Linked DNA regions of Mus musculus: regions 1 and 2 are each linked to region 3. The links are chromatin loops, found by intact Hi-C in ENCODE. Cell type or tissue: heart. All regions are shown on one strand. Links, peaks and the distances in the headings refer to the core of each region. The heading gives the core; the rest is flanking DNA.

Region 1 (8,523 bases), core at 3,378-8,377, 480 kb after region 3:
AGTGAGTTTTGTTCTAGTTTTGGCTGTGTGTGAGTCAGAGAGCTGGAGGCTCAGACTCTCTCATGCCACAGCTATCGGGGAACCAGCAAGATGGAGAAGGTTGGAGGTTCTGGAATACTGTCCGGTGGATTGTGGGTAATGAAGAATGTCCTATGGATTGTGGGTAACAGTGAAATGGCTAAGAAAACTATTCTGGGGGCAACTGCAACATAAATACAAAATACAAATTCTAAGTCTTCTTTAGAGTCTTCTTTCCAAACCCAATTTCTTCCACATTGCCCCAGTATGCCTCCTCAGATCAACTTTTTGTCCTTATAAGCCACAGAAACACGTATCACTTGGAAGAAACCAAACCTCTTAGTGTTGACGGGTTTACTGTCCAGCTTATTACTCACTGTCCCAAATCTCATGAGCCATCTTATTCCTGTGAATCTGGCCAATCTCCCCATAGCTCCACTCTAAGTCATTATCCTGTTGAAGACATCATCTCATGTCACAAAACAGTCCGAGTCACAGACTTGTGTTTCCACCTGGACCCAGTGGGATCCAGTGTGTGAGAGTGAAGAATGGCTACTACCACACTTTTCTTCCTGTCATTCAGACTCAGGGCACATCCTTTATTGGCACCTTGTCCTTGGGAAGGTGTGACTGCCTTCCCTCGCCCCAGTCCCTGTGGAGGAGCCATGAGAACATGCTTACCTGTGGACCAAACTTCACAAGGGAAACGTTATTCCTGGGTGTTGTCTGCCAGGAATTCTTCATGAGGAAGCCAATTGCACTGCTGTACCTGTCTGGAGTTGGCACATACTTTTTGAAAGTACTCTTTGTGAGATGAATAGGCCCATCGTAAATCTGAAAGCCTCGGATTGGGAATGTCCTATAAAAATACAAGATAATGTTTAATAAATGCGGGCCTGTCTCTTTCATAACATTTATGGTCTTTGAATACTGCTGAGTCTCCAGTAAGCAGCAAATAAAATCTCAAGACACAGTGGTAAGCGAGAGACGAGCCCTAATGTCGTGAAAATACAAGATCTTAGGAGAGACTTTAAAAAATTGCAGGTAATTAGTGCTCTAGAAACAATAAGCTACAGCAGACTGGGTCAGGAGAGACCTACTGATCTGAGCACTGCAGAGGTCTCTCTAAAGAACTGACTTGAATTTCCCTGAATCAACTCAGCAGTGATGCTTTGTTCAGCGCTGGCGATGTAGCTCAGTGTTTGCCTCACGTGACCAAGATCCCGGATACCGCAAAAAAATAAAATAAAAAATTGAGGACAAAGAGGAAGAGAAGGAAGGAGGAGGAGGAGATGGGGATATGGGAGGAAGAGGTTTTATTTGGTAACTCATTGTGATTCTGTTCTAAAAGATAAATTCATGAGCAGAGAAGTTCTCCTGTCCAGCCACAGAACAAAAGTAAAAAGGCAAAACCTAAAAGTTCATGAAGATGTGAAAGCCTGGGGTCTGGACTGTCAGACTGCTGAATTAAAATTTTCAGTGTGTCGTTCTTCCTTTCTTATCCTCCTAATCACTAGCCAGAATTAACGGATAAAAGAAATGTTTTAATCTGTGGCTTCATTGCAGTAAAGCAACTTTATTTAAGCCATAATATATAATACTGCAAATTCCTTGGATTTCTTCACCTATTTAATAGGTTTCTTCATCTATTAAAGCTTTTAAAGTGTTTATTAAGGGTAATTCGGAGGATTTCTAAGAGCAGCTGACCCGCACCTTGGCAGAGTTTGACAACAAAAATGTTTAGACTAGCAAGAAAAATGAACTGTCTGATTAAAACTATACTTTATACATAGACTCTGGGCACATAAACCAATAAGACTCTAACATAAACCAGACGAGACTATAAACACAGTCAAATAAAACCTGAGCTCATGAATTCAGGGGCGAGTTTTTGTTGTTTCTTTAATCTTCCTTAGCGAAGATACAAAAAGCATTTTTGAAATAAAACTAGCTGTCAAAATTTATAAAACAAAAACAAAACCCAGAAATATGCTGCTCAGAGCCTCACTACGGCCCCTAAGGCTGACAACCTGCGTTTCTGTAAAATGCACAGTTACAGCATAATCAGGAAGCAGGCAGAGCTGAAGCCAAACTCAGTGGGTTCAAATCCCACCTCCCTTACTTAACAAACTCTCATTTATAAAGCAGGAGCTTGCAGGACGGACCTGCCTGCATTTTGAGAGGGTCAAGTGAAGGTGAGCTACGGAGAACAGGCCTAGGCGAGCATTTGATAAACGTTAGTGACGGGAGATTCTTAAGCATGGCTGGGGATACATTTAGGCACACAGAGCACGCGCCTCAAACGTCCGTCCGCGGGTTTGGGCTCAGGCTTCAGCATCACAGCATACACAACAGGAAGTTCGTTTTCTAGCAGTACTCGTGATTCAACGCGAAAGCTACACAGTATGGTGTGCTCGCTACTTCAGGGATCCAGCACAGGACACCAGGAAAACCGACGGTCTGTCTGTCCTGCTCCCCTGCCTCATCCTGACGCACACCCAGAGGGAGCATTCCCACAATAAGATGACTCTCCATGGGTCACAGTGGGCGTTACCTTGGAACTGAGGTCCTGAGAATTCCCCTGAGATTATTCTCTACCTGGTTTTCCCACACATGTAATAAAGATAGCTCCAAACCTCGGACATGGGTGCTGGGTTAACTAGCTTTAACGGTGGCTCTCATCCAAATGCTACTTTAAGAACTCTGATGGTCAATAGGGCAGTTCCTCAGCACACTGAGAATAAATACACCTAAGACCACTCTTGGGCATATACCCAAAGGACACTCCATCCTATCCCAAGGACACTTGCTCAGATATGTTCACAGCAGCTTTATTCATAAAAGTCAGAAAACTAGAAACAGCCTAGGTGTCCCACAACTGACGAATGGGTAAAGAAATTGTGGTACATCTACACAATGAAGTACTGCTCAGAGGTTTAAAAAAATAATAATAATAACATCATGAAATTTGCAGGCAAATGGGTCCAGACCCAGAAAGACAAATATGGCTATTTACTAGTAAATCAAGATTAGCTACAGTCCACAGACTCAGTAAGGGCAGGTAAAGAGGGGGACTTTAGGGGACACATGGGTCTTCCTGAGAAGGGGAAAGAGAATAGATTTTTCGGGTGGCTGGGGGTGGGTAGAGACAGGAATGGGAAGTTGGGAGTTGTCAGGAGGGATGGAGGGAGAAAGTATAGGAAGAGAAAGTTGTTTAGTTAACGTGAGACCTACTTCTCAAGAGGGAATCCATGCCGTACACTGCCTGGCTAGCCAGGAACCAGAGACTCAGCTCAGGGACCCAGGGTGGAACTGAACACAACTGTCGGAGGGGAGGGAAGGATCAATGAAATGATCCCTAATGGTACTCTGCTATGCTTATAGGTCAATACCTGGTCTGGTCATCGTCAGTTTTCCTCTGGCAGTTAGAAATGGGTGCATAGACCCAAAGCTAGAGACATACAGAGTCTAAAGTGGAGGTCTCCATCGGGTCGCTCCCCTGGGACGTCAGGGAACCCCTCAGAAAAGCAGGAGGAACGACTTCCTAACAGTGGGAGCGGGTGTACCTCTAACTCTTTGGCCTGCTCTCTAGACTCTTCTCCTCCCTTTGGGTTGCCTTGTCCAGCCTCGACAGGAGGCTTCCATACTGTCTTACTGCATCTTGTTATGTCCTGTCTGGCTGTCATCTCTTGGAGACCTGCTCCTTTCTAAAGAGGAAGTGGAGATGGAGTGGATCTGGGGGAGAGGGGAGGGGAAGGGGAGCATGGAGGAGCAGAGGGGAGCACGGAGGAGGGGAGGGAGGGGATACTATGGTTGGGATGTACTGTACGGGAGAAGAATCTATTTTCAAAAAAAAAAACAGTTCACAAACAAACACACACACACACAGAGAGAGAGAGAGAGAGAGAGAGAGAGAGAGAGAGAGAAGGATTCTGATTGTAATGAAGAACACCTGCCCATTTTCCCCCAACCCCCTCACCATCTCAGACACATCTAATTACATGGCCTCGGCTGGGCTCTGTGGCGGCTTTGGCATCCACCAACTCTCATTTTCTAAGGCTCTTTTCAGAGGTAATTTCCCTTTTCCAGTGGCTATTTCTGAAAACCCAGCATCATGGATTGCAGGAAACTGACCTAATGTCATAGTTTATGGTTTGGCAACTTTCTATGTCTCAGGAAAGAAAACACATTAAGGGGGGTGGGGAGAATCCACTTATATAATAGGTCTTATGTAAGGGATAAGAAACAAGAACAACTCCTTCACAAAACTGGTAATAAAACCTATGACATGGATAATTATTAATGTTCTAATATCCCATGAGGATAATAAGACACTGATAATAACGGTAACAGTGAGTGCTGGTACCCAGACGGGAAAGAGCCAAAGTGAGGCAATGCATCCAGGCTCATTACAGAAAAGACTGTCTCGCTGTTTAATTCCCCACTGCCCAAGTCCAACTCACCTGTTCCTGGGTAGCGTCCGAGGCTTCTGATCGATTCCCCCTGTGCCCATGTACTTGTTTTGGCCACCTTGAAAGCCGTAATTCCTACTCTCCCCGACAAAGAGGGACTCTGTCACCTCCTGACTGGACCCTTCATCGCTTGGGAAGCTCCCATCACTGGAGAAAAGAGAAGAATGGTTACATTGTCCGGGAAGTTTAAACAACCCCCCCCCCAAAAGAAGTGAAGCTGTAATTTAAAAAGCTAAACCATAAAAACTTAAGCTAATATCTTTTTTCTGATATATATTATAAAACCCTCAGAAATTGCTTTTATGCTATGAAAAGTCCTCTTATAAATTAGTGAGTAATTTGAAAATTACATATAAATGCTAGAGTTTTAATTTATTAGCAACAGCTGATTAGCCTCAAGCAACGATGGATTTGCCCAGGATACAGCAATTAAGTGACAAGCTTGTGTAATGTGGCCAGTAGAATAATCATTGTCTACAGAAAAAGCGAGTTACATAAAAGTCTAGAGGCGCAGGTCAGCCACAGAGTACACAGGCAGTGTGGACTCATTTGACCCCCAGCAATGTGGGAAAATACTCAAAAAGCTCAGAGACCACCCCCCCCACACACACACACACACAGGGGTTTAGTTCTCAAAGCTTATCTTCTTTGTAAGTTAAATCTGAGAGCAGAGTTTAGAATTTTTGATCTTCACCCATTTATCTTCTTTCATCCTTTATATTTAAAGACCTTTAGCCCAAAGTTCAAGAGTTTTCTTCTAGGCACAGTTAATGACTACCCTACCCTTCTGTGGAATTTCAGCTAAATTCATCTACAACTTTGGCATAAATGCAATTAGTCTGTTTTTTAAAATGTGTGTGTTTTGGCCCTCTAGTGGTACCAAGAAGAGTGTGGATCTTTTTTTTTTTTTTTGTCTTTCTATTAATTTTTTTATGCTAATAAATTATAAAACCTCTCTGGGTTAATAACTCCCCACCCCCATTCCAAAACACACAGGCAAAAATACTAAGGATGGTTTTACCTTAAAGCTTTAAAATAATCAAATTAAAGCCGTTACAAACCTGGCAAAGGTCAGCCCCTTTCCGTTATCTGCAAATCTGTAAGAGGGAAAAGGTGAGAATTTGTCTAAGTGATCAGGAAACATGGGAGAGGCAAGTCCCTCGGTGTGTGACCATGAAATCCCGGATTCCTGATGCTCAACTCTGCAACCACACAGCAGTCCAACCTCCCGTCAACAAAGTACCATCTCCATGAAAGTGCCAAGTTCAAATACTGACATTGCCAACTGTGACCTGGTTCTCAGGCCCTTCACCTCAGTTTTCTCATCCATAGATTGAAATAATGATACATTTCTTATATGATTCTCGAGAGAATTAAATATACTAAACAATTGCAGGTATTTGAATAGTATCTGGAACTTACCATATAAAGGTACTAGCTAAAATGTGTTTTTAATCTTTATTTTTAGAAAGAATTATATCATACTCTTTGCTTCACAACTTCTCAGTCTGAGAGGTATGCCTTCCCTACAGATTTAATACAACGTTAAATTTGGGGGTGAACATGGTCAGAGAAAAATCAAAACTTTTTTTGCTAGACCTTTGAACAGTAAAACTGAACTCAGAATGCAACAGGCCTCTCTCTTAAAATCATTCAAGTGGAAAAAAAACAAGCAAGATGCTTCCTGCCTCCAGTAACACACAAGTCGGCAGGCGTATTAAGACAGAATTAGACAACTTTCATTTTGAGAGGAGTGGAAAGAAGACAGGACAAACTTTACAGTGTTTCCAAAAAGAACAACAATAAAAATCAAAACCCTGAGGCAGTTTCAAAGTCTCTATTTAGCCCTCTGGCATAAACAGTGTTTGGTTAGAAAAAGGCTAAATTCTGGCTTTCTGGTCGACCTACAGAAGGCCTCTCAGGTCACTAGACAAGTTCATTTCCATCAAAAGCTCCAGAATAAGAGAGATCCAAACCTCTGCAGTAACGTTCATCCTCAGAGCCCATCCAGTCCGTTAATACTAATAAAGTAATTCCAGAGACTACAACTGTATCTTCGTTCTACTCAGTTAAAAAAAAAAATCCAACTGGTTGTGGTGGCCCTCACTGCTGACAATACTTATAAAGATCTGTTCAAGGTCTTGTTACACATCAAGTTCAAGGCCAGCCTGGGACACCTCAGGCCCTGTCTTCAAAAATCTAAAAATAAAAAACTTAAAAATAGCCAGCAGTGTCGGCAGATTATTATCTCTGTAGATGACACTCACGCTGAATTCTGAACAATAATATCTCCTCCTCTGACCCAGGCTCCGTTGTCATTGTTCTTAAAAGCAATGAGCCTGTCGATGATGGCTGCAACGCGTGGCTTCTCAGGGTCTGCATCCTGATGGGGCCGAAACCTGTGGGATACAAAAGTACTCTGTTAAGAACTGAAACTAGGGCTGGTGAGATGGCTCAGTGGGTAAGGGCACCTGACTGCTCTTCCGAAAGTCCGAAGTTCAAATCCCAGCAACCACATGGTGGCTCACAACCACCCGAAATGAGATCTGATGCCCTCTTCTGGTGTATCTGAAGACAACTACAGTGTACTTACATATAATAAATCTTTAAAAAAAAAAAAAAAAAAAGAACTGAAATTAGCAAAAGAAATAGAAACTATCTATGTATATACATGCTATGGTCAAGAGGAAAGATTCAAGTTGGGCCAACATAAACAAATCAAAAAAATTAAGATATAATTTAATTAGTTATAGTTCACATACTCAAAACAATTACATTTATTTACATGTAAATTTCCAGGAAAAAAATCCTTTTGTGTATTCTTAAAAAGTCAATGTATAGAGTAGGTCTACCTGAGGCACAGCCAGCAGAGACAGGACCCTACCATAACTGTCCTCTGAGAGGCTCCACCCAGCAACTGACCAAGACAGATGCTGAGACCCACAGTGAAACTTTAGATGGAGCTCACGAGGTCTTGTAAAAGAGTTGGGGGAAAGGATCGAGGGACCCAAAGAGGTTAAGGACTCTACAGGAAGACCAATAGAGTCAACTAACCTGAACTCTTGAGAGCTCTCAGAGACTGAACCAACAACCAAAGAACATGGACAAGCTGGGTCCCGCACCCCCCACACACACCCACATATATACACATATGCAGCAGAAATGCAGCTTGGTCTTCATGTTGGTCCACCCATAACTGGAGTGGGGGCATACTCTAACTCTGTTCCTTGCCTGTGGATCCTGTTCCCCTAGCTGTGCTGCCTTGTCTGGCCTCAGTGGGAGAGGTTGTGCCTAGTCCTGCAGTAATTTGAGGTACCGGGGTGGATTGGTACCCAGGGGGGCCTCCCCCTTCTCAGGGGTAAAGGGAAGGTGGGAAGAGGCTCTGTGGGGGGTGAGGGGGGACTGGGATTAGGATGTAAAGTAAATTAATTAATTAATTAATGGAGAAAAAAGTCAAGAGTGCAGAAGGCTTCTGTAAAAACAGGCACACAGAAAGATAACCATATGTATACCAGGTACTTCAATGCATCTTCTCCAATTCTTGTTACATATTCCTAATATAAATTCACTATGAAAATTAACCATATATTTCAACATAAATCTATACGAATTATGTTGTTGAATTATATGCTGTTTCGATGTTTTTAGCTAGAGAGACGAATCTAAGTTCAGTAGATAGCTTGGAAATGCCTAAACCTGAAAAGACTAACTAAATTATTTATTACAAAGACAGAATTTCTCACATTCTTCATTTAACATTTATAAGGACCTTGGTGAAAAAGTAAAAAACTGGTCACATGATAACTCGACCCCACAAAGACAGGAGAAAAGATAAAGAGCCAAATTTTTAAAAATGATAACTAAGAGTTTCAAAAATCAATTCATTGCACTGAGTTTTTCAATAACACATTAAGGATCCTTTGTACGATGCTGTGAGCCCAGTGCTCAAACTAGCCGCCATGAGAGAAGTATCTTTGTAAAATGAGAACCCAGCCCGGGGGGCCTCAGGCCTGTGAGCTGCACATTCTATATC
Region 2 (7,920 bases), core at 2,921-7,920, 930 kb after region 3:
GACATGGCATAATTACAGTAGCGAAATTACAGTTACGGCGTAGCAATGAAGTTTACGGTTGGGGGCTCACCACAGCGTGAGGAATTGTATTAAAGAGTTACAGCATTAGGAAGGTTGAAAGCCACTGGCCTACAGGGTAAAAATCCATAGAAAAGCAAATAAATATTCACACCCCCTACAAAACTGTTGTTCTCATTGAGTAAAAAGTATAAACAACCATAGGTTTTTCCATGTTGTGTCATTTATGAAACTACAGGCCATTTTACATGACATGATTGAAGTCTAAAGAAACCATAGCTCACTCGAAGCATGTGTGAACTCTTCTGCTCTTCGTGTCTTGATAAAATGTCATACTTAAAAATATTTTTAGGATACAAATTTATGGGGCTGGAGAGAAGGCTCAGTGGCTAGGAGTCCTGGCTGCTTTTCCAGAGGGCCGAGGTTCAATTCCTAGCACAGCTCACAACCATCTGTAACTCCGGTTCTAGGGGATCCAACACCCTCTTCTGGCCTCTGAACTCAGGCGATGCACGCATATACATGCAGACAAAACACCACTACACATATTAAAATAAAAAAAAGAACCAATTTATACATTTGCTTAGGTGGCAATTACCTAGTTCTTCAGGATCTCATTGTAGCTTTGACTGATGGGGTCTCCTGCTCCCTTCCATGTGGTAAATGTGCTAGGAACTAGTCACTCATGATAGAAGCCTGGGGGAGTGAAGAGATACAAAGGTCACTAGATGCCACTTACAGAGTAAGTAACTAGTAAGGACAAATTCAGCTGAGGAATGACCAGGTCCATTTGTAAAAGCAGTCACTGTTTTGAAGATGACTCCATGAACCAAAGACTACTTGTAAGACTGGAGAAATTTTCCCAGTCAGCAAGACATGAATGATAAGAGGACATTTGACCCTGTACTGACTGGTTTTGTGTGTCACCTTGACATAAGCTGGAGTTATCACAGAGAAAGGAGCCTCCCTTGAAGAAATGCTTCCATGAGATTCAGCTGTAAAGGCATTTTTTTTTTCAATTAGTGATCAAGGGTGGGAGGGCCCATTGTGGGTGGTGCCATCCCTGGGCTGGTAGTCCTGGGTTCTATAAGAAAGCAAGCTGAGCAAGCCAGGAGAAGCAAGCCAGTAAGAAACATCCCTCCATGGCCTCTGCATCAGTTCCTGCTTCCTGACCTGCTTGAGTTCCAGTCCTGACTTCCTTAAGCGATGAACAGCAGTATGGAAGTGTAAGCTGAATAAACGCTTTCCTCCCTAACTTGGTCATGATGTTTGTGCAGGAGTAGAAACCCTGACGAAGACAGGCCCCATTTGACACTGTAGGGAAAGACAAAGCTGGGCCATGGAATGGATCTTCTGTGAGCATGCCAAGGCCTGACTGTGAGGCACATTGCTGTGGAGAGGCTAGTGAAGGACCCAGTCAGTTACAATCCATGAAGTATTGTCTAAGACACTTAGACACTGTTAGTATAGCATTAGAACCCAAGGTTCTGTGTACCTCTGGAGGCCCTTCAATGCTATGTACTACCCAGACTAACTAAATGCCAACAAGCAGAGGAGCGTCAAATGCAGGGACATTCCAGGACCTCTATAAGATGAAGCATCTCTGTTTCTGAAGACACTTGGACAGCTCAGAAGGTGAGGCTCACCCAAGGGTGTGACTACTAAGTGTTATGCCCAGACTTTAGAGCCCCCCCAGACTGCCAAAGATCTCCAGGAGTCTAACTTGTGTGCAAAAGCAAAGAGTCTTTATTCAAGGTTGAGCTGAGGCCTCTCCAACCTTTCCAGTGCATGGGTATGGAAGATGCTAAGCTGGTATCAGTCTTGCTTTTTATACAGTTTAAGCTGGGTAAGGGGCTTTTCAACTTGGTAGTTACATGATTGGTTGACATTTCCGAAAGCATAGCTTGCATAAAATTTTAGCTAGCACCATAAACTTTAATATAACATGAGTCATTTGTCCTGGGCATGACACTAGGCATTTCCCCTTATCAAGGGTGGAGTGGCTGTAACTTGGGGGTGTCTTGGTTCCTGGAACAAGCTGTGGTTTTTCCAGTTACTGAGTTCAAACTGAGGACAAGCTGGACATGAGATGGAGTTTGAACATAAGACATAATTAATTGGCTGGGTCCTTCTCTAGCTTCCTCCACAGCAATGTGCCTCATGACCAGGCCTTGGCATGCTCACAGAAGATCCATCCCACTCCATAACATGGCTTTGTCCTCCCCTACTGTGCCAATCTGGGACAAAAGTGGGACAGCACTCATATCTGGCTGGTCTTCTGCTGTAGCTAGCAGAGTTTCCAGGTGCCAAATGCACTACAGCTATCAGAGGACATTCTACTTGTATAACGATTAAAGAAAAGGTAGATGACTCTGTTACAGAACCCAGTTCCCAACCTGCTGCTGGCATGGTTTGGAGGCCAGGCTCCTTTAGGGTTGGAAGTAGAATACTGCAGAGTCACAGGCTTCGTTATAGTTGACTGTAGTCCATGGGATGTTGACAACTGGGAGTTGAGAGCAGTGCCCTGGGAGGGCAGGGAGACCTAATTACCACAAAAAAAATGTCTTCCCAGTCAGCTGGTCCATATGCTTGCTTCAAACATGCCCACTCCCCTAAAGTCTCTCAGAGACTTCGGCATAGGACATTCTAATTGTTATCATAGCAACATGCCAGCATATTTAAGGAGAAAAATATTAGCCAAAATGTTTTCTGATGCTGGGCATGAGAGCGTACTCATGTAGTCCCAGCTCTTTTGGAAGCAGGAACAGGAAGGCCATAAGATCCCAACCAGTCTTATTAAGACCCTGTTTTATTCTTGACAAATAAAACAAAAATATGTTATAACAGGCTGTAACAAAATAGTAAAATAGTTGCCTACTGTGTACAAGGTTCTAGGTTCAATTCTAGAAACAACAACAACACATACACACACCCCCGCCCCCCCCCCACACAGATTTTACCATTTGGTCTAAGTGTAGTGTAATTGGTTAAGCAAAATATACACCAAGTTGTGAACCCTCCTTTTCCAAATGAGGAAAACCACGTCAAAAGAATAATCATGTAAGAGTTTTATGCCAATTTGGAAATGTCCATAAAATATTATATTAACATTAAGTTAAAATTCAAGTAATTTTTAAAAAAATTGTAAGTGGCTGGGCATAATGGCTCGTAAATACATTCTATCACTCAGAACACTGAGGCAGAGGAGAGTCACCAAAAGTTTGAGGCCATCCTGGTCTACATAAAGTTCCAGGTTAGCCTAAACTACAGAATGTGATCCTGTCTCAACAAACAGAAACACAAAAAATATGAACAACTTCTGGTTATTTGGGGGAAAAATTGTACAGCTTCTATCATGGAGTAATTTTCCTCAATTCATCAAATCCATAAATATCAGAAAATGTTAAATTATCCTTTAAAAATCAGTCAAAGGATAGGAGCCGTGCATTCGCAGAAGAAACGCGGTGAACTCTTTGTAAGAAATGCTGTTCATCTTTGCTAATAACAGGCGCCACTGTGGTTATAGTTCTTCAAACCCATAAAATATCAATCTTATATGTGGCCTTTCAATATAATGAATTATTTCTCTGTTGGTGACATGACCCAATTCAAGCCAGATTAGAGTATACAGAAAGGCAGGTTTATTGGGAAACCCACTCTCTGCTCACTGGTCCCAAGGACAAGACCAAGGAAGTCTCCATGAGGATAGAGACAGAGGGGACGAGGAGGAGAAAGAGAGAGGAGAGAGAAAGAGGAGAGGGGAGATAGAGGGGAGAGAGAAGGAGGAGAGGAAGGGCGGGGGAGGGAGGAAGGGGTAAGGGCAGAAGGGAGAGGGAGACAAGGGAGAGGGGTGAGAGGGGAAAAGGGTGAGAGGGCAGAGGGGAGAGAGGGAGAGGGGTGAGAGGACAAAGGGGAGGGGGGAAAGGGGACAGAAGGGAGAGGGGAGAGAAGGGAGAGAAGAGAAAGGGGGAGAGGGAAGAGGGGAGAAGGGACATAAGGGAGAGGGGAGAGGGGACAAAGCAAGAGGGGAGAGATGGAAGAGATGAAAGGGGAGAGGGGACAGAAAAGAGAGAGGACAGAAGGGAGAGGAGAGAAAGGAGAGGGGGGAGAGGGAAGAGAAGGGAGAAGAAAGAGGGGAGAGAAGGGAGAGGGAGAGGGGGAAAGGGGAGGGGAGAAAGAGAGAAAGAGAGAGAGAGATCGCTAAAATGTCTGGATTATTTATGAAAGAGACTCTTGGGGGAGGGGAAGCCTAACCCTTGGGCCTAGAAAGTTCAGGGTAGAGGGTGAAGGTTGCAAGGTAGGGACTGAGGGATGCTGGGAGAACCTGGAGGACAGGTCCCCTTTGGCATGTTAAATATGCACCTCTGCTCTTTGTCTCCGGTCTCAATCCCAATACAATATACCACAGTAATCAAACACTGTGTAGTATGTATGAAGCTAAGGGCTCAGTCCCCAGCACCCCCACCACACACACCCCACATCACATTTGCATGAAATAACTGCCCTTGTTTGTCACTACTAAGACATGGAGGGGAATAAACTGAGAAGGAGAATGTAACAGTTTTCAAAAAATGAAAGGTACTCATGTCCTCTGACTCTACAGTTTAGCTCTGGAGACTTTATTCTATATGCAAACACAAAAATATTCTTGTAATTGCTTTTACACTGTATTGAAATGGCCTGCAAGCACAGGCACAGGCACAGACAACCGGCCCTGTGGAGCTGCTTGTAATCTACTGAAGCAGGTTACTCTGCAGGAACTGAGAATTCAATGGATGTTTCACAGCCTTCTCTTTTACATTTGTAAGTATCTAAACTTTGTATTGTCTTATGTATTGCTTCTTGAAATATATGTATATATTTAAATTAAAAAATAAAACCGGCACTGGGGCAACAGCAGTGGCCAGCACGTGGACGCTGCGTCTATAAATCCGAAGCGTGTTGAATCGTCCCAAAAGTTAACGCGGGAAAGGAAGATCAAGGTCTCAGACAACAGAAGTTAAACAACTGGGTTGGATGCTAGGCCAAAGCAAATAAGGGGCATTAATAGGGCAATTAGCAAGAGTTGGTTCTAGGTTTGCAGGTTAGCTCGGAGTCCTGCAAACTTTCTCTGTAAAGAGAGTTCATACTTTGGGTTCTGTAGAGAATGTGGGAGAACCTCAGAGGGTCCCCGGCCAGCTACTCAGCTCCGTGACATCAGCACAAAAGCAGATGGAGACAATGGGGATGCGCAGTCTGAAAAAAGGTAGTTCCCCTATTTACAGAAAATAGCCATGGAAATAGAGTTAAAATATTTCTGTTAGCAATTTGCCAAATGGTTGTCTAGCTTCTACTTGCACACCTCCACTGATGGGAAACTCATTTTATCTAACTCATTTCACTATAGAGAAACATAAATTGTTAGAAGAGAATTTGCTAGCTTGAAGGAAGTATTCTATGTGAACCAGAGGCTAAGGAAAAAAATACTATTTGAAAGTGAAGGGAACTGATGTTTGCTTCAAGTTGTAAACGTGGCAATTTTCAGCAGCCTTCAGTGGAGGTGAAGATAATGTTTGACCAGTATGCCACCTAGTGGCCAAGATATGAATAGACGCACATGAAACAATGTTTTCAAAAACTCCCAAGAGCCCAGAGTGGGTGGGGTGGGGAGGCGTTCCTCAAGTCTTTTTTAATCTTTATAAAAATGTTGCTACTAGGTGGTTATTATTTGAAAATGGTGATGATTGTGAGTCTGGCAACATTGATTCCATTTTATAGGAAACAGATGGCTAAGCTCGACATTCAAAGACGGCATCCAACCTAACCTGGCTCCCCTGTGCATGCCTGCTCTGCAGTCCTTTAACACACTAAATCTGGGCTACACCTGGGGCTCACTTCAGCCGTTAGAGTTCAGCGAGAGTAATGTGCTGATTCTGGGTGTAGGCCTTTGAGAACACCTGGAAGCGTCTGCTTTTGTGCTTCTGGACGGTATAAACCATGATTTAAGAAGTCTATACGGAAAGGCTTATTATTGAAGAGGCTGCGTAGACGGCCCAGATGAGAAGGTCCATAGAGATGAATAAGTACTAGTATTGCATGGAGAGTAAGCAAAAGTGTTGAAGGAAGTGAGACAGGGTAGAGAAGGAGGGGCGGGGAGAGAGGTGGCGGCGGGGAGTGGGGAGGGCGAGAGCATTTCACTACACAGCCCTCTAGTCATCTGCAAGACACCATGCACTGAACTAGCCCAGAAGAGCATCTACACTCAGTCCTCGGAGTGACATCACATTACACACAGCTGAACTCCATCAGCCTACAGGCTCATGGGAAAGTCGCTGTTTACAAGATACTCCATTTTGAGACAGTTCTCTCCCATCTAATAGATAATCGAAATGAGAGATCCTTACGAACAGCATGGTGGGATTATTGACTTCCTGTCTCTCTGCTTCAAAAGCGCCCCTGTTTCATGGGGTCTGTGACCATATGGTGGAGCCCTTGACAGAACCTTCCTCTGACAGCTAGTAATACCAAGTTTCATCAGTAGAGGACTCCAGACAGAGGGCTCCGAGGTGGAAGGCACATTGGGGTGCTCTCACAAGGCTCCGGAATTCCCTCTAGAGCAGTGGTTCTCAACCTTCCTAGTGCTTCGACCCTTTAGTACAGTTCCACAGGCTGAGCTGACCCCCAACCATAAAATTGGTTCATAACTACTACTTCATAACTGTAATTTTGCTACTGAACTGTTACGAATCACAACGTAAGCATCTGCTATACAGGATGTCCGATTTGAAACCATGGGAAGGTTGAGAACCACTGCCTTGTCTATCACTAGGTGCACGTGGTAAAGCTTTCTCCACAGTTGTGTGCTGCGTGCTTTCTCTGCCTCTTCATTAAAGTGACAGTCATGTGGCCAAGGGTCTCAGATGCTGCGAAGCCACACTCTTGCCTCGATTTTTGTCTCCCACACCCTTTGATTAGACCAACAGTTCTAGGGGCCTGGCAATCTTTGTTCTACCCAGCAGCCTAGTGTGCCCCAGCCCAGGCTGTGTTCAGGGGAAGCTACTCTTTCTCCTGGTTCCAACGGCATCTTCAGTAGTACCGTATTTCTTCTGGGTGGGCAGCCATCAGTCTTGTCTTACTCACGACTTGATGCTATGAACTCTATCTAATCCTCATACCACTTCTCTCTGTGTCTGCTACTATTCTTAATGGATACGTAGTTTGGAAAACTATATTCTGCTTGTCTAGTGACTAGGGAACCAGATCTGACCCAAGGCAACCAAGCCAACTTCTCTGTGCAGTGAGCCCAAACCTCCTCCCTCCGCAGGACCTTAGTATCTCCCTTAGTATCATCTGGCAGGTTTTAGGTTTTACTTTCTATTTTTTCCTTGCTCTTTGAAGGCACTGAGTGGCTATGACCTGAGCTCAAACTGATCCAAAATTACAGGACTTCTTTGCATTTTAACACTGACACACTTTTTTGTTTGTTTGTTTTGAGGTTTTTGTTTGTTTAAGAATTAATTTTAGTTACATCTCTATCTTAAGTATGTGCACATGAGTGCAGGTACCCATAGAGGCCAGAAGAGGGCGCTAGATCCCTTGGAATTGGAGTTAGAGGCAGTTGTGAGTTACCTGGTGTGGCTTCAAAAGTGCTTTTAGCCGTTGAACTGTCTCTCCAGTCCCACAGATTTACCTTTATGATCACAGATAAACTATTGCTTAGCAACAAGAGATGAATAATTAATATCCTGTTAGTACTAATAAAGCATCTCTTTATACAGTCACCCATGCACAATCAGCAGTGGAGAGAATGCAAAGTCGTGTCCCATAACGCCACGGCGATGGTGTTCTTGGGGAAAGCAATATCGGGGTGAAGAGAAACATCTTTTGCCCAGGCTAAGCAGACTGCATTTGAAAGCTTGATGT
Region 3 (8,523 bases), core at 2,344-7,343:
TCACCACACTAAGAGGACACACACACACACACACACACACACACACACACACACACTCACAAATAGCCAAAGTAACATTAAGAAAAAAGATCAATGCTGGGGATGTCACAAAACCTGATCAATCACAAACTATACCATAGAGCCATGGCAACAACAGCAGCATGGCACTGCATGGGGACGACATAGAGGATCAAAACAGAATAGAGGACCCCAAAACAAACCCACCCAGCTGCAGCCTACTTTCTGAACTAAACTGTTAAGTCAATCAGTGAGGTAATAAACTGAATGAGATAATTCTCAACAGAATAACTATAAATGGCCAAAAAAGCATTCAACATATTAAGCCACTGAGGAAATGCAGAGTCAAATTGCTTTGAGATTCCACTCTGCCCCAGTCAGTTTGATTATTACTAAGATAACAAATGACAGCAAGATTGTGGGGAGACAGAATCTATGACAGGCAGCTGATAGGAATGGGAAGTGGTACAGTCACTGTGGAGATAATGATGGGGCTTCCTAAAAATACAACTAGCATATGACTCAGCTTTTCCATGCCTAGGTATAGAGTTGAGGTTTCCAAGTCCTCTAAGGGATACGGCTCATCCATTGCTGCAGTAGATAAAACTTCCATGAAATGGAATCAGCCTGGATGTCTACTGACATAGGGCGCAATGGAATTTTACCATACCATGAAGAAGAATGAAATCATGCAGGAAAATGGATGGAACGGGGGGACATGCTGTCAAATAAATTACGTAAGACTTGGATATTTCATATACATATAATATATATGTAGAACATGAAAATAGAAAGGGGGCCGGGCCATGAGAGGGAGAAAGCGTATAAACAGGGAAGTAAGAGGGTGGTGGGATATGTGTGACTTTAAAACAGAAGGAAAGAGCTGTGTGCAAAGAGGATCTGCAGTGGGGACGTAAAGTAGAAAAAAAAGTCAGTGGAGTGGTAAATATATAATAAAGTATATGTGTAAAAACATCACAGTGGAAAAAAGTCATAATGACAGCTCATGCTGGTTTTATTGTTCGCTCATAAGTGGATATTAACAACTAAGTAAATGATAACCAAGCTACAGTCTGCAGACCCAGAGAGGTTAGGTAACACGGAGGGTTGGGGGGTGGGCACATAGATCTTATTGGGAAGAGGACAATGAATACATTTTGAAAGGGTGGTCTAGTTAGGGAGTCTGTGAAGATGTGAGTCGAGAGATCAAGTCAGGGAAGAGTGTACAGGGAGAGACAGCTCGAACTGGGGAGCATTGGAGGCTGAGTGCGAAAACCTCGTGCAGTGGAAACCTGGAATCTGTGAGGGTGACCCTGGTGAGGAATCCTAGTAATGGGGGATAGTCCCAATGGCCATCTCTTGTAGCCAGTCATGGGAATGGGTTGCCTTCGCTTACGTTGTTGACTGAGGAGGTCCCTGAACAAACCAGGCTGATACCACAATCGAAGGTCACTCTCTGAAAACTGAAAGTGGCTCCCTATTGCCAAGGACAACGTCCACCCAGCTCACCGAACATGGAGAGGGCTTGGAAGCCCTCATTGCACTCTGCAGGCTACCTGAACACCAACCCAGCCATAAAACCCTCCACCTACAATCTGTCTTGTCTGAAAGGTGTGCTTGTAATACTAGTAGGAACGGCCAACCAATGTTTGGTTTAGCTTGAGGCCCCCACACATGAGGGAGCCCATGCCCTACACTAGCAGGCCAGGAACAGGAGAGTGGATAGTCCAGAGGTCTAGGGTAAAGCCATTCATACACACACATAATCCCTAATGGTATTCTGCTATACTCATTGATCAGTGCCTTGACCATTTGTGACCAGAGCTGCTCCCCCTGCAGCAGACAGGAGTGAGTGCAGAGACCAACTGCTGGACACTTTGCAGAGAGAAATTCTAAATTGGAGTTTTCCACCAGATCCTTCCCCTCAGAGATCAGGGAACCCTGTGGTAGAGGGGTAGGAAAGACTGTAGGAGTCAAGCAATGGCAAGCAAGGGGGCGTCCATGTGTCTAGAGCAGGTCCTCTGAATGTTATGGCTGTTAGTTTGATGTTCTGTGGGGCAGTTGCATCTCTGACTCTTGCCTGCCCTTGAGACTCTCCTCCTCCTGATGGGTTTGTCTTACTGTATTCGCTTTGTTGTCTTTGGCTGCCATCTCTTGGAGGACCGCTCTTTTCTGAAGAGAAATTGGCAGGGGAAGCAGATATGGAGGGAAAAAGATAAGGTTTTGGAGGAAGAAGGACATGGTGGGAGTCGGGAGGGGTGGGAGGGGGGCGGAATTGTATTTGGGATATGCTATAGGAGAGAAGAATCCATTTTCAAGTAGAACATTACTAATAAAACCAGAAATGTCACGGTGAAATTCATGTGGGTCCTGAGGATGGAACTCAGGCTTGACAGCAAGGGCCTTCAGCACGGAGCCATCTTGCCAGCCTTTCTTCTTCTGATTCTTCTCCTTTTACCCGTAATTTCTTCATAAAACTTTCACTTATTTCCATCCATGTCTGTACTGTGGCAAAGTCTGTGCAACATATAATCAATTCCCCATCCCAGCAGTTTCAGCAGCTAAGCACACTTACTCTGCTGTTCTGAAGGTCTTCACTTTCACAAGACTGGAACTTTAAACCTATAATATAACTCCCCCTTCCTTCTCCCCAGCCCTTGAAGAGCATGGACTACCATAAGGGTAAAGAAACATGCATAAAAGTGTGTTATGATGATCTGTTAGTCAGACCCTGAGGACTCTCAATAGCAGACGGAGGAGTGGCTATAGCCTCAGACTTTAAGTCAAAACAAACAATACCGATCAAACCAAAATTAATGTATTTCTCTATAAAGACATTAATTCATGTTAGTAGCCCAACAGTTCTTATTCTTTATGCAGTTCTGTGGAAGTTTATCTATAAAGTCTGCCTTGTTGGTCTGAAAAAAGTATGTTTAGTTCAAGCGGTAGTTCAGGTCCAGTGATGGGGAGCCTGGTCCAGCCACCTCATGAATCCTCTCATCTCTCGAAGAACCGTTTCTATTACAAGTCATCACCACTCAGACTTCTGCTGAGTGGTGAGAGTTCTCCTCACACAGAAGACAGCACCAAGCAGACCAAGGATCCCGTCTAACGGATGATCTGCTGAGACACAGTGTGTCTTTACACCATCATTTAGAAGCTTGTCTACTAGAGAAACACCATGGTCTATGTAACACAGTTTTTATTTACACACACTTGTACATGCAGACACACACACACACACACACACACACACGGAGACACAGACACAGAGAGAGAGACAGAGACAGAGAGAGCTCCCACTGACCAATATCACTGAATTACGCCATTAATTCAGAAGAAAGTAGAAAATTGGTGATTTACTTTATTTCAAAAACTTAATTTCCAATGCCTTTCTGTCTATTAGCTATTTTGTACTTCAAGATTGAACTAACCTGTTTGCCCAATAGATGATGCAGTCTACCTTTTGTGTCTTCAGGCTTAGATTATAACACAAGTGTCTCTAATTATGAGTCTCATCTGTTTTGACCGTTAACACCCACATTTCTAAACGAAACTGAAGATGCTCTTCCTCAAATGCTGCACTCATGAAAGTGCTGGTTAATTTTGCTATTAAGAAATTGTGCATTAAAAGACTGACAAGATGGCTCAGAGGTTAAAGGCAACTGCAGCCAACCCTGAGGATTTGAGTTCAATCCTCAAGACCCACAGAGTGGAAGGACCAGATCTAAGTGCACCCAGAATTCACAGCCACATAGGTACATACATGTGCACACACAATAAATAATAAAATGCAGTAAGAACTTTTAAGTGTTCTATAGGTTAAACAGTGCACACAGCTAAGTAATACAAGAGAATATTCCCTCTGGGAAAAGATGCAAAAAACGGACAAACTTCTAATTAGGAAAAAATACTTGGAAATCACATGAACTTTGTATTTACATATAGTGCATATTAAAATTTTGTTCAAAATATTTTTCATTGTCAAAAATTGAAATTTTCAAATTTTTATTACTGTTTCCTTAATGCCAATTTATTTTAAATCAGTCATAAACAGAAGCAGATTTTCCAAGATTCATGAAGTGTAGGAGGTAGGAAGGAACTCAGTAACGGTTCCACACATCGTGTGCTGGTAAAATGGACGTAAATGGGTACTTTGCATTTTTTTGTTTAAAATACCAGCTTCCTCCTTTGTCAGTTCTGGGTAGACAAGATTCTTCTGCAAGAAAGCATTCCAGACTTGCATTCTTAGAACTAGCCACGAGAGGGCGCTAGAAGCATTACATAAAGATATGTTGCCTATTCCCCCCCCCCCCCCCCCCCCGCCCCCCGCCTTTTCTTTTCCTTTCTGTATACTCGGGAGTGAAGACAGTATTGCTCTCAGCTGAAAAGCTGCCACTGGGAGACGGGTGCAGAAGAAATGTCTTGTACTGCTCTGCGGTCGGCAATCCATTTACTTGGCAAACTCAAAAGTGAAGCAAGGCCCAGCTTGTCCCTGTTTAACAACGTCGAATGAAAGGCCATTTCATCTCAGGGCTGTTAAGTCCAAATCGAATAATACCTAAGCTGCTTGGGCCAAGCCATCTCAAGTGCTCCGGCACCAGGCAGGGCTTTCTTCGTTGATGCTAAGCACCAATTCCCCCGGTTCTCTCCCCAGCATAGAACTTGATCCTGCTGAGTCCCCTGGCCCACCTTCCCAGCTGGAGTTTCCAAATCAAGATTCAGTGAGAACTCTCACCAGGCTGGCTTGACAATCACTCTGCAGGTGCAAATTAACCCATTCGCTTCATGAATTTCAGACAGTGCCTTACATGTTTGCAAAAGGAAAATAATGCCACGGCAAAAAATTACACAGTCTAACTGTGACTTTTCTCTAAATCCTATTTCTGCTAATGTAACAGTCACACCAGAGATCTACCCCTAGGTATCTACGACCAACCAGATCAAGGGCCAAACACCTATTCCTGAGTACGTCTGACGATGTGGCAGATGCTAATGCACTTCCATTGGCCTGTGATGGACGGAGGAGAGGTCTGGGAGCCGCTGCAACTGTGTAAGGTGTCACTAGACTGTCTGAGGGTACCATTTTTTTTTATAGTTTTCTAATCAACTTGTTGCTAGTAAGCAATAGTAATTCACATTAAGCAAACAGAGGGAGGGCGTGTAATTTATTCAAAGCTCCTGCAATCTGTTTGTTGCAAGCAGCCAGGATCTTGCTGTGATCTGCCCTTCATGTGCAAAGCTCACTTTGCACAGTCCATCTCCCTTCCTTAGGGGAAATCTCTGCACAGAGCCTCCAGACTATTAGCACACATTTTCTTCCCTACATCCCTAGCTGACAGAGCTTACTTGACTAAGAAAGCTGTATTTTTCGAAGATAAGCCCAAGCAGGAGCCACAACCTTCAGAGGGGAGAGCAGAGATGCAACAGAGCCCTGTGTGATGAATTCCACCCAGTGCCTCCTGGAGGGGGCTTACTGAGAGCAGGCAGTAGATCATCCGTTCACTGCCCGCTTCTCACACTTGATCTAGTCCCGTTCTTCGCCCCCCACTGTGGATCACAGCTACACAGCCTGCTTCCTGCTTTCCAGATTGCCAACCTCTCTCCGCACGCACGACATCCCGGGGGTTGCTCTTACCACACCCACAGGTTTTCCTATGTTTAATTCAAAACTCAAATGTCACGTCTTTCAGCTTCCCCAGACACCACTTCCAGTCCTTGTGCCTGTACTCAATCTCTCTCTCCATCCTTCTCTAGGGCGAGGCAGATTTCTTAACCTGGGGCTCTTCTGTCCTGCCCTAATGTGCACCCAGAGCCCAGAAACCTTTCTTTTTCGAGCAGTCTTTTATTAGGTGCTTGGTAAAGAACTGATTTGCGACTTGCTGAATGAGATTATTCTTAAAAACTTACTTACAACAAAACAAAACACCAAAAAACAAAACAAAACAACAAAAAAAAAAAAAAAAAAAAAAAAAAAACCAACGGGCGTAGTGGCGCACACCTTTAATCCCAGCACTCGGGAGGCAGAGGCAGGAGGATTTCTGAGTTCGAGGCCAGCCTGGTCTACAAAGGTGAGTTCCAGGATAGCCAGGGCTATACAGAGAAACCCTGTCTTGAAAAACCGAAAAACCAAACCAAACCAAACCAAAACAACAACAACAACAAAAAAAAAAAAAAAAAAAAAAAAAAAAACCCAAAAAACCCAAACCTTACTTACATTAAATAATTAGCATATGGAAACCACAATACAGTTCTCCTCCTTTAGAGATTAACTATCTAAGTGAGGAGTCTGAGAGTAATAAGTGTATTGTACAAGTGTCAAAAACAGGCAGCAGGATGGTGGCCTGGAAGGCTCAGTACCCAGGCTTCCCCTTCTATGCTTAGGGACACACCAGTGAGCCTTCGTGGCCGCCTGTCTAGACTCGGTTTGTGCATCATTATGCTATCGGTACACAAAATCCATATTATTTTGGGACAGGAAAAGGAGGAAAGCATTAACTCAAAGGACAAAGAATGTCTGTGGCATTGGAATACACAAGATGCTATATGAGCATTTAGCAGCATCAGAAAAGAATAAGCTTGTGGCTGGGGGAGAGAGAAGGGCCTTTGAAAGGCAACTGCTGGACTTTAGTGCTCGCCAAAGGTCCCAACAGAACCTTACACAGAAAACATAACCTCCCTGCCTATTACTATTTTGCACTGGCTATAGACTACCTGTCAGCTGGAAAACTTCTCTGTCTCTCACAGCACCAGCAGGAGCCCATGACATTTGTGATTCCCAGTAGTCCACTGCTCAGCTGCTCAAGGCTGCCTCATTTATTAAGCAACACGGTCCACACAATGCCACATACACAAACACACCCTGGGAATGAACTGTTATGCAAAAGAGCAATTTGGAGAGTCTATAATGAGTTTCCTAGACATTTATGAACACTTGTGGATACAAGTAAGTACCCATGGCTTGGAACTCACCTTCCTAGAAGATAGCAGCTCTACATGGTCTCATTTCTGATGAATTTCATTCTAAATGCTTTGAAAGTCGGTCATTCTGTTGAATATAGGTATTTCTTAGCATTCCCACTCTTTCTCAGTTTCTGATATTGTATTCAAATTAAGACATCAAAGCAAAACAAGTTCCTTGAGAGATGAAGGCAGGTACCCTGAGCCTCAGAATATGGTATATAATGTGTGTGGATTTTCTGGATGTAAGTTGAAGAATAAGAATCAACAAAATTGAAACTCACCAGGACTATTTACTTTATAGATAAGTACATATGTTCACACATGCACGCACACATACACAGACAGAAGATAGGCCCTATACAAGAAGAGTTCTCACACACACACTCATGGAAATACAGGAGAGCTAAACATGATTTTTTTTTTTTATCTATTTCATTATGTGCTGGGCTGGTGGGCAAATGAAGAGGTTTCCTCAGACACAGTATGGTGAATACAGATGAGGAGGATGCATGCAGAAGACCAGAGGCCCTAAACCAGAATTTATTCTCTAGGCAGAAGCCCACTCAAACGGACCCAGACTCTGTTGTTTTTTAAAGGCTGTGTGAGCAAAAACATAGGAGTGAACAAAAGCTTATGGCTCAACATCCCGTCCTCCACAGACAAAGCTGGGATCCTCAGAGATTAGCTAGAAAAATTCCTGCAGGGGGAGGCAGTGGGGTGTCTGTGTTTTCCTGGTCTTGATTCTAGGCAGGAATGGGAGAAAATGTATGTTTTATGCTTGATTTTTGTTTGTTTGTTTGGGGAAGGTTTTTTCTTGTTTTTTGTTTGTTTGTTTGTTTGTTTGTTTTTGTATTTTGGTTCTGTTTTGTTTTGTTTTTGAGACTTCCTGAAACTAAGCTCAATTGTGTATTATTTGTACTTTGAGGGAGCACAAATAATATAACCTGGTTTTAAAACTAGAACTGGTGCTTGTGAAATCAGCAAAACCATGAGGATCAGCAGAAAATATGTACTAGAAAGCCAGTTCTGTAAAACTGCCAGGTTTAAATCCTCCGTTGCATTTAAAGAGCACAAGAGGATACCAAGAGTGTGACAAGACAATAAAAGATTAACTTACAGAGCTCTGTGTGTGTGTGTGTGTGTGTGTGTGTGTGTGTGTGTGTGTGTGTGTGTGTAGAAAAGGCAGTGATACTGTTGGAGATAAAACATAAGGAAGACCAGAAGCCCCGTGCATGAATTTACCAGGTTTGATACACATGAAGAGGTGTGTGCCCTCCATGAAAGAGGAGAGAAAATTTTCCTGAGGGCAGCACTGAGCAGAAGGGGAAACAAAGTGGAAGGGAAGCTAAGAGGCTGAGCACAGGTTGAAAATATGTGCATAGATATATTCAAAGTGCACAGAAGTCACAGAAGGCAAAATGGTGCTGAGGCAATTTTGGAAAACCTAATGACTTTACATCTCTTAGAAGCATGGGGCACAGTGCCAAACAACCATAGAAGTTAAAGATGAGCTGTGAGAAAAGAGTAACTCACACAGCAATA

The links. Hi-C counts contacts between places; a loop is a spot of excess contacts. Peaks named below come from ENCODE experiments on the same cell type or tissue, not always from the same donor. Only the 100,000 strongest peaks of a DNase experiment are listed, where the experiment ranks them.
Region 1: a loop joins it to region 3, with 6 times the contacts of the local background. A loop is called at or near these places in 11 of 42 quality-filtered maps.
Region 2: it touches region 3 in a loop (6-fold over the local background); 13 of 42 quality-filtered maps call a loop at or near these places.

The regions. Positions count from the first base shown.
Region 1 is chr19:21,822,154-21,830,676 of GRCm38, reverse strand. It overlaps Cemip2 (cell migration inducing hyaluronidase 2), which reads right to left. Exons shown (of 24, transcript NM_001033759.2): 13 at 6,758-6,889; 14 at 5,552-5,587; 15 at 4,482-4,637; 16 at 700-877. Among named protein-coding and RNA genes, the nearest start is that of Cemip2, 48 kb to the right of the region's middle. In heart, for the core only: a CTCF peak has its summit at 5,349; no DNase peak of the experiment used is centred there.
Region 2 is chr19:21,371,200-21,379,119 of GRCm38, reverse strand. No RefSeq gene overlaps it. Among named protein-coding and RNA genes, the nearest start is that of Gda, 98 kb to the left of the region's middle. In heart, for the core only: CTCF peaks have their summits at 5,594 (motif pointing left), 6,529 and 7,559 (motif pointing right); no DNase peak of the experiment used is centred there.
Region 3 is chr19:22,300,256-22,308,778 of GRCm38, reverse strand. It overlaps a transcript of Trpm3 not described here. Among named protein-coding and RNA genes, the nearest start is that of Trpm3, 140 kb to the left of the region's middle. In heart, for the core only: a CTCF peak has its summit at 4,240 (motif pointing right); no DNase peak of the experiment used is centred there; H3K4me3 peaks cover 538 bases; H3K27ac peaks cover 598 bases.